2 separate regions of the Mus musculus genome follow, and region 1 is linked to region 2. The links are chromatin contacts, found by Hi-C in ENCODE. All regions are on one chromosome and are shown on one strand. Each heading gives the region's core, a stretch centred on a gene start or an enhancer-like site at or near the end of the contact. The rest is flanking DNA. Distances are from core to core; before and after follow the strand shown. Region 1 holds the start of Chordc1 (cysteine and histidine-rich domain (CHORD)-containing, zinc-binding protein 1). Region 2 holds the start of Mre11a (MRE11A homolog A, double strand break repair nuclease).

What was found. Hi-C counts contacts between places; a loop is a spot of excess contacts on that map.
Region 1: a map of left cerebral cortex shows a loop between it and region 2 (6-fold over the local background). The contact joins the promoter of Chordc1 here to the promoter of Mre11a in region 2. A Hi-C loop is called at or near these places in 2 of 37 maps with a recorded cell type or tissue (left cerebral cortex and v-Abl transformed pro-B cells).

What each region holds. Positions count from the first base shown.
Region 1 is chr9:18,290,461-18,294,177 of GRCm38, forward strand. It overlaps Chordc1 (cysteine and histidine-rich domain (CHORD)-containing, zinc-binding protein 1), which reads left to right and starts at 1,807. Exons shown (of 11, transcript NM_025844.2): 1 at 1,807-2,000. The coding sequence starts at 1,937. Gm51667 (a long non-coding RNA gene) reads right to left here and starts at 2,805. Exons shown (of 4, transcript XR_003948105.1): 1 at 2,615-2,805; 2 at 1,725-2,244. It also overlaps the pseudogene Gm7692.
Region 2 is chr9:14,783,343-14,786,530 of GRCm38, forward strand. Mre11a (MRE11A homolog A, double strand break repair nuclease) reads left to right here and starts at 1,312. Exons shown (of 20, transcript NM_018736.3): 1 at 1,312-1,415; 2 at 2,089-2,186. The coding sequence starts at 2,167. It overlaps Ankrd49 (ankyrin repeat domain 49), which reads right to left and starts at 1,231. Exons shown (of 3, transcript NM_019683.4): 1 at 1,178-1,231.

The DNA.
Region 1 (3,717 bases), core at 557-3,056, 3.5 Mb after region 2:
AAAACTATGGATGCTAAATGGTAAGCTTACCTAAACAACTCATCTAATAATCCCATTAATGATGTTGTGACACTGATATGCAATGTTGGAACTGGCCATAAAAAGTTTTTAGAGTGCTTCATCCATTTCTTATTATTTATGATTAATTTCTATGGTCGATTATAGTAGCTATCCATAGCTAAAGTGAAAACTGATACCACCTTTTAGAAATCAATTGGCAATATATAGTCTTTTTAAAATTTAGAAGTATTTAAAAGGCTTATGCCCTTCACACAGTATTAGCTACTTTCAAAGTGGAGAGGGGAGCAATCTGCAGTAAATTGACTACTGACTTGGGCACAATTAAATTGGTGAGATTATATAGGAGAGAGTGGAAAATGACATAATTCAACATATTCCATCTTTTGAAAGACCCACAACATGAGGACTCCCCCATGTTCTGACTCAGGAGAGGCGACACCCCAAATCACTCACCAGAAACTGTCTCGCTGCAAACTGCAAGAGGACTTTTAATTCAAGAGTGCTCACAGTCATACACCATGCAGGGGTAGAAGACCATGGCGCCCTGAGTAGCTGGGTAAAGGGGTATTTAAAGGAAGAAACCACAACTCAAGGAGGTGGGGAGGGCATTGTTGGAAAATACCAAAAATACCAGTTAAGAGTCACAAAGAAGTGCAGTCACAAGAGTCACAAGGAATACCTGGTAATTGTGGGGATTATTTCTCAAGACAGTTTCTAAGAGCCCCTAACAATAGCACATTTGCATAGCGGGTTCCAGCAATGGTCAGGGTGGGTCAGGGTGACTTTCTTTGAATGAACACTCCTTGAACCCAGGAAGCTGGTGGGTGGAGGAATATTGCTGTTTTATGATTAGCATCCCTTGGAGCATTGAGTCATAGAGGTCACATTCTCAAGCCTGGGCCTAAAGGCCTAGAATTTTGCTTTTACGTTATATTTTTTCACATTCATAACAATGACTATAAATGACTTAACAATGGCATAAAATGAAAATTCTATTAGCTTAAATAAATACATTATATTTTTTGTTGTAACACATAAGTTTGATATTTCTAGGCATAAAAAGAGATACAGAAAATGAGAATACTTTTATTATTGGGATTAGGAAGGTTGTGAATAGATCTTCATTAATAAACTTGGGATTATTGGTAAATTACAACTACTTTCCGTCATCAAAACAGTCTGCTATTTCAAAAGCATCATATAGAAAGCATGTGCTGAGGACCATACTGTTTGCAAGTTGCCTATTAATGTAATAATGTGTTTTGCACACTAAAAATGTCACAAGACCTACTGAAAGATTGAATGTAGGTTACGTGATGACTAACGTGAAATTTCAATTTAGAATTGTGATTGACTCTAGGACTGCACTCAAAACATAATTTTGCTCATTCTAAAGTCCTGTCTTTGTAAGACGACTTAACCTCAATTTTTGGTAACTGACGCAGTTCTAGAGGAGCATAAGAGCATAGGTTCTGACGCTGCATAAACCTGGACCGAGGGACCGGGAAAAGGGGCGGACCTCACCCCTCAATTACCCTCTGGCAAGCGACCGCGGCTGCGCAGTGAACTCGGCGTGCCGCGCAACACAAAGCACGCCGGGAGAATGCGGGGTGGAACACAAAGAGATCGCCGCTCGCCGAGTCTTCCGCTTCCTCCCCTGGTGTCTCATCTATAACTGTCCGGATCCACCCGACTGTGCTCACCTGTGGCAGTCCGGTAGGAAATCTGTCCACCGCCCGACGCTGGCCCGTCTTCCGGTCTCTTCTGCGCCTGTGCAACCGGAACGTTCGGGAAAATTCCTGAAGCAGTACCGGCGGCTTCCGGAAGCTAGCTGCGGCCTGAACAGTAGTGCTGGTGATTGCTGCGGTGATTCACTTCTAGTCCCGGGTGGTGTGGATTTCGCCGAGAAGACGGAATGGCGCTCTTGTGTTACAACCGCGGCTGTGGCCAGCGTTTCGACCCAGAGGCCAACTCGGACGGTAAGGAGGACCGTGGCCGGCAGCTTTCTCCAGGCCTCCCTCTCCGGACCCTTGGCCTCCTTCACCTGGCTTCACCTCTTGCGGTCCCCCGGAGCCTCCCAGCTCTCTCACCCTCTCTGGGAGCGCAGGGCCGGGCGCTTCGGTGTCCCCGGCGCCCCTCATTCCTCAGTGGGCATCCCCTGCACTTGCTCAATTCTAGGCTATCCAGACCCGGTTTACACTGTCACCGCCGTGATTCCTGGGCCTAAGAGGTATAAAGAGGTGCACACTATTAGACTTCTTGTTGCGTTTGAGTACTAGTGGAAAGCGTGTTGTCACTTGTCAAATTACTTGCTTTTTAAAAAACCGTGCTGGGCTCCGGAAATGACTGTTACACATCCGTTCCACAATAACGTTTTCGGCATACTTTTACTGGGGCCTGCAGTTTTAAACTACGCTATTCCAGCATAAAATGATCCCCAAGTGCTGTTCCAAAAGCCAGTGTGGTCAAATTTGGAATGCACAATGAAAGCAAGCACCTATGCTGGGTGAAACCAGAGGTGTGAATGAATCTCATTATTGAGTGGAGTATTTATGCAGATAACTGGGCTATTGCAGGAATAAACAACACTTACCTCCGATTCATCTAGTATGTATAGTATGGTCTTTATATCCATTCATATATACTCATTATATAACTGAACCACACTGAAGTATTTCATCACAGACTGGAACACCACGTGTTAATAACACAGTTCAGCTTTGTAAAAGAGGTTAAGACCAGTTCCTTAGATAATGATCTTGGTACACAAGTAAACTGGTAGCTTCTTTCAAAATGAGACTGGGACAGGATTTAAAGGGAAAGATGCAGCGAAGCCAGTGTATGAACACACGTTTAACTGTCATGATATGTACATATTCTACTTCAGTACTGAATACATTGATGCATTGTAGCCTGAGGCAATATTTTTAGGGTACTAAATTCCTGACCAAAGTTCAGGAGAGATACCAGCTTGTTGTTGGAAGTTTATCTGTCTTTGTGTGTGTGAAATGGAACCATAGGCTAGGAAAGCCACGAAAAAATAGACAGTCATCAATTTGGGGCACATACATCAAGGGAACACCAGTCAGCCGACCAAATGGGGAAGTGTTTTAGAAAGTAGGGATGAATGCCAAGTAAATTGGTTGAATGAGTGGCAGTTGATAACACTGGATTTAGGAGAAAGCTTTTTAGAATGGGAATCATTTGACTTTACACATTAAAATTACAAATTAAAAGATTAGTGCAGAATATACCAATATTTCTGGTTTTCAAGGAGTACAGTGATAGATGTTTCACTTGTAAGAAGCTGCCAGTCTATATCCAGTCCTCCTGCTCTTAGTGATATGGTATATGTTCCATGCTTATTGTACTTTAAATTCAATTTTAAATGGTTCCCTCTCTACTGCATATCTTTGTGCATACAGGTTTCCATTCTGAACTTCTATATTCTAACTCATTGTACGTAATTAATAGCCTCTTTTTGTTCCATTGCATTAACTACTATTTTGTATACATAGCAGTTACTAAGACTGTAATATTAACTTAGTAGCAGAGGGTAGACAGATCTCACGGCAACACTAGGAATTGAATAGTAGGGAATTAAATTTGGAAGGTTGAGTGAGTTAAGACATTTACAGAAGAATGAAACCTCCTTTCTCTACCCTCATGCCACTGTTGTCAGGAAATAAGTGTGTC
Region 2 (3,188 bases), core at 62-2,561:
AGTTACCTAGCACATAAGCCTTAAAGAAAATGAGAAGTTACTTTGAAAACCATCAATCTTTTAACCATATTTGTTGAATTTGGCAGTTTTTTGTTGCTATTGTTAGTGTTACCACTTCTTTCTGTTGACCCAATTAGAATCTAATGTTTATTATTTCAGGTGCTATGTCTTATATTGTTTTGCTATTAAGCTTTTAAGGATAGGCCATCTTTAACACAGATTATTATGCCATTTGTATGTAACCTGCATTAAGAACTATTTGTATCATTAAACTTAAGACCTATCATTTAATCTTGCTCTGAATGGCCTCTAAGAGGAACTTAGTTATACACACTCCTCATAGATTTGTTCTACTTAATTTCAAGTTTAATATTCCATTGTCCAATTAAGCTTCATCACTAGTGACAAGAGTATCAGAATCATGACCAATGACTTCTTAGGGCCTATAAACTCCATTAAGGGATTTGTTAAGGTTTTGGCAGCATTGTGTTTTTCTTTTTTCTTTTTTAAAAGAACTATCAGAACTATTTTCTTAACATTTTCAATATTTCCTTTCACTTCAAACTCATTTTTTAAAAAGCTACTATACACCAATTCATTAAGCGCTTAACAGATGTCACTAACCAAAATATGGCACAGATCGCAGCCCCCCTTCCCACACCTGAAAACTCCTTCATATTAATTCTTAACTTATTGTCTTGGTATGCTTAATTAAAAAATCAAACCCAAATGTATCTCGACTCTGGGTATAAAGCTCGATGCATACTATTATGGAGGAATAGGATGCATTTCCTAATTTAAAGGGAACCCTCCATTTTGAGAGAGATAGCAACTGTTCCAGTTCTCATCTCATTGGGTGGAGCCCCCCATTTCAGAGGCCTGCGCTCGGGTACTGACAGATCACTGTCGCTGCGGTACACGGGCCCTTCTGAGGTCCTGAGGGGGTCTGCTCTAACTCAAGGCTCCAAATCATTTCTACTGCACTTTCTTCAAGGTTCTCTGAAAACACAAAACCGAGGCTTCTGGGGCGATCGTCAGGGGAAGCAGGGAAGAAAGGTCTTTGGTCTAGCAGGCGAGGCCTTCCGAATCGCAAAGCGAAGACTCTGCCACGATGCTACCTGCGAGGTGGCCGGCCGCCCACAGCCGCCCGCCCCACCGCTCCGGACACGCGCCTCACCTTTCACAGAGAGAACCTCACCGAGAACTTCCTTTCCGGGTTCGCCCCTTCGCTGCTCAGGATTGGCTCCTGTGAGGTGACGGAGCCATTCTGTAGCCAATGAGAATCTAGACATTCTGTGATGTCACGTCATCAATGGATCTCGCGAGAAGTACGGATGCCGCTCTCCCGCGCCTAATTCAGGTTTCTGGGAGCGGTTTTCTTGTGGTTCTGGAGACTCCCGCCCCCTTTTCCTGAGGTAGAGATGGCTTGTGGCCTCCCTGGTCGACTCTGACAAGTCCATGTTGGGTAACTTAGGCTTTGCTACGGTCTTGTAGCGTGCGGGTCCGGGGCGAACGGAAGCCCCGAGTGCGTGGGGCCGTTAGGGAAGACGGGCCGGGTGGGCATGGAGGGATGCGGGCTCTGCGTTCCGCCTCGGAGTCCGCCTCGGAGTCCCGCGGGTGGGAGGTCTCCTGTAGTGGCAGCGCCGCCTTCGCCGAGCTGGGGATGCGAGGTGTTCCACTTAGACCATGTGTTGGTTATTTATTCTGTCTTTAAATGTGGGCTGCCCCATAAAACCCATGTTAGTGTTAAGAGTATGGGGTGGCCTCTGATTCAAAGTCCTGCGCGGAGCAGCTTAAATTATGCACGTAGAAAGTTACGTTTCATTTTTCCTGTCCAGGGGTTTACTACACACCAATCTCATGAAGAAGATAGTAGAGAAATAGTAGTGATAGTGCAATTAGGACTTCACTTCAGGATGTGGCTTTCTGTTCTTAGGTCATGAAACAATTATAGTAAGTGTTGAAGACGTACATAGGACTTTCTCAAAATCACTAGCGCTTGTTCAAAAAGTCTACCCTGCAACTGAGCTCATGTTAGTGAAATATGTGCAACCTTTATAATATGTGCATTTTGGTATTTATTTTTAGAGTTTGGATTCGAGTGGTTTTTCTGACATACCTGAACACTTGGAGAGGAACCTGGTACAGAGGAACTCTACTATAAAAATGAGCCCCACAGATCCACTGTAAGCCTGACATATTAATTGTGATGACCTTACGAGAAAAGTGATATTTTAATATAAACAGCAACAGAATTTAATAATGGATAGAGTATCCCCCAAAACGTCTGTCATGCATAATTAAAAGCACATACTTATGCTTATTAGCAATAAATAAATAAATAATGAGGTGGAGCAATAGATGAATGTGTTGCAGTAATTACATGGCCATGCAGGGAGGCTCATGCTCTCTGGCTTTGTCTTAGTCTCGAGTCTATAAATAGTCCTTTAGAGTAAGTTACCCTAGTTGAAGTGAATTTGAACAAAATGGAAAGAAATAAAAGGACTATAGAAGTCAGGTGGCAGAAGAAAATCCTTGAACACGAGTGGTGTCTTCCACTCTGGTTTCAAGTTCTTGGTCAAAATTAGCTGTTTAATGTTAGGAAGATCAGCAGTTCTCTGGCTTGCCTGGTTTTATTTTCATTTGCATAACTAGACTAATAATACTCCTTTCCAGTTAATTTTGAGGTCTGAATGAGAGTGGAAGGGTACAGCTGTGGGAGCTGAGAAGTTTGTGGGTTACCCAGGGCTTCGTGCATACAATTGTGGATGTTTCTGATCTGTGGAGTTATATACAAAAGTGAACTAACTATACGAGTGAAAATAGCCTAACTTTTACTGCCTTAGTCTTGTTTCTGCAACTGGTTGTGTGATGAACGAGTTACTATCTCTGTGTCTGGCCTTATTTTTTAGAGATAGTGACCATGCTTGCCTCTTTCTCTGCAGGGACTGAGATATAAAGAACTAAACTTAATGCTAAGTATAAATGGGTGTTAATAATTCTTAAGCTGCTGATTTACCTGAAAGTACCTTTGTTTGGGTTTAAAGAATTCTGTTCTGTTATTTGGCCACATTTATTGTTGAAAACTATGTAAACAGCAGAGTCAGGCAGACGCCATCAGGGATTGGAATGTAAGCAACTAGTATATTAGTATAAAATCTATTCTTACACTCAGAGGAAGACTATTA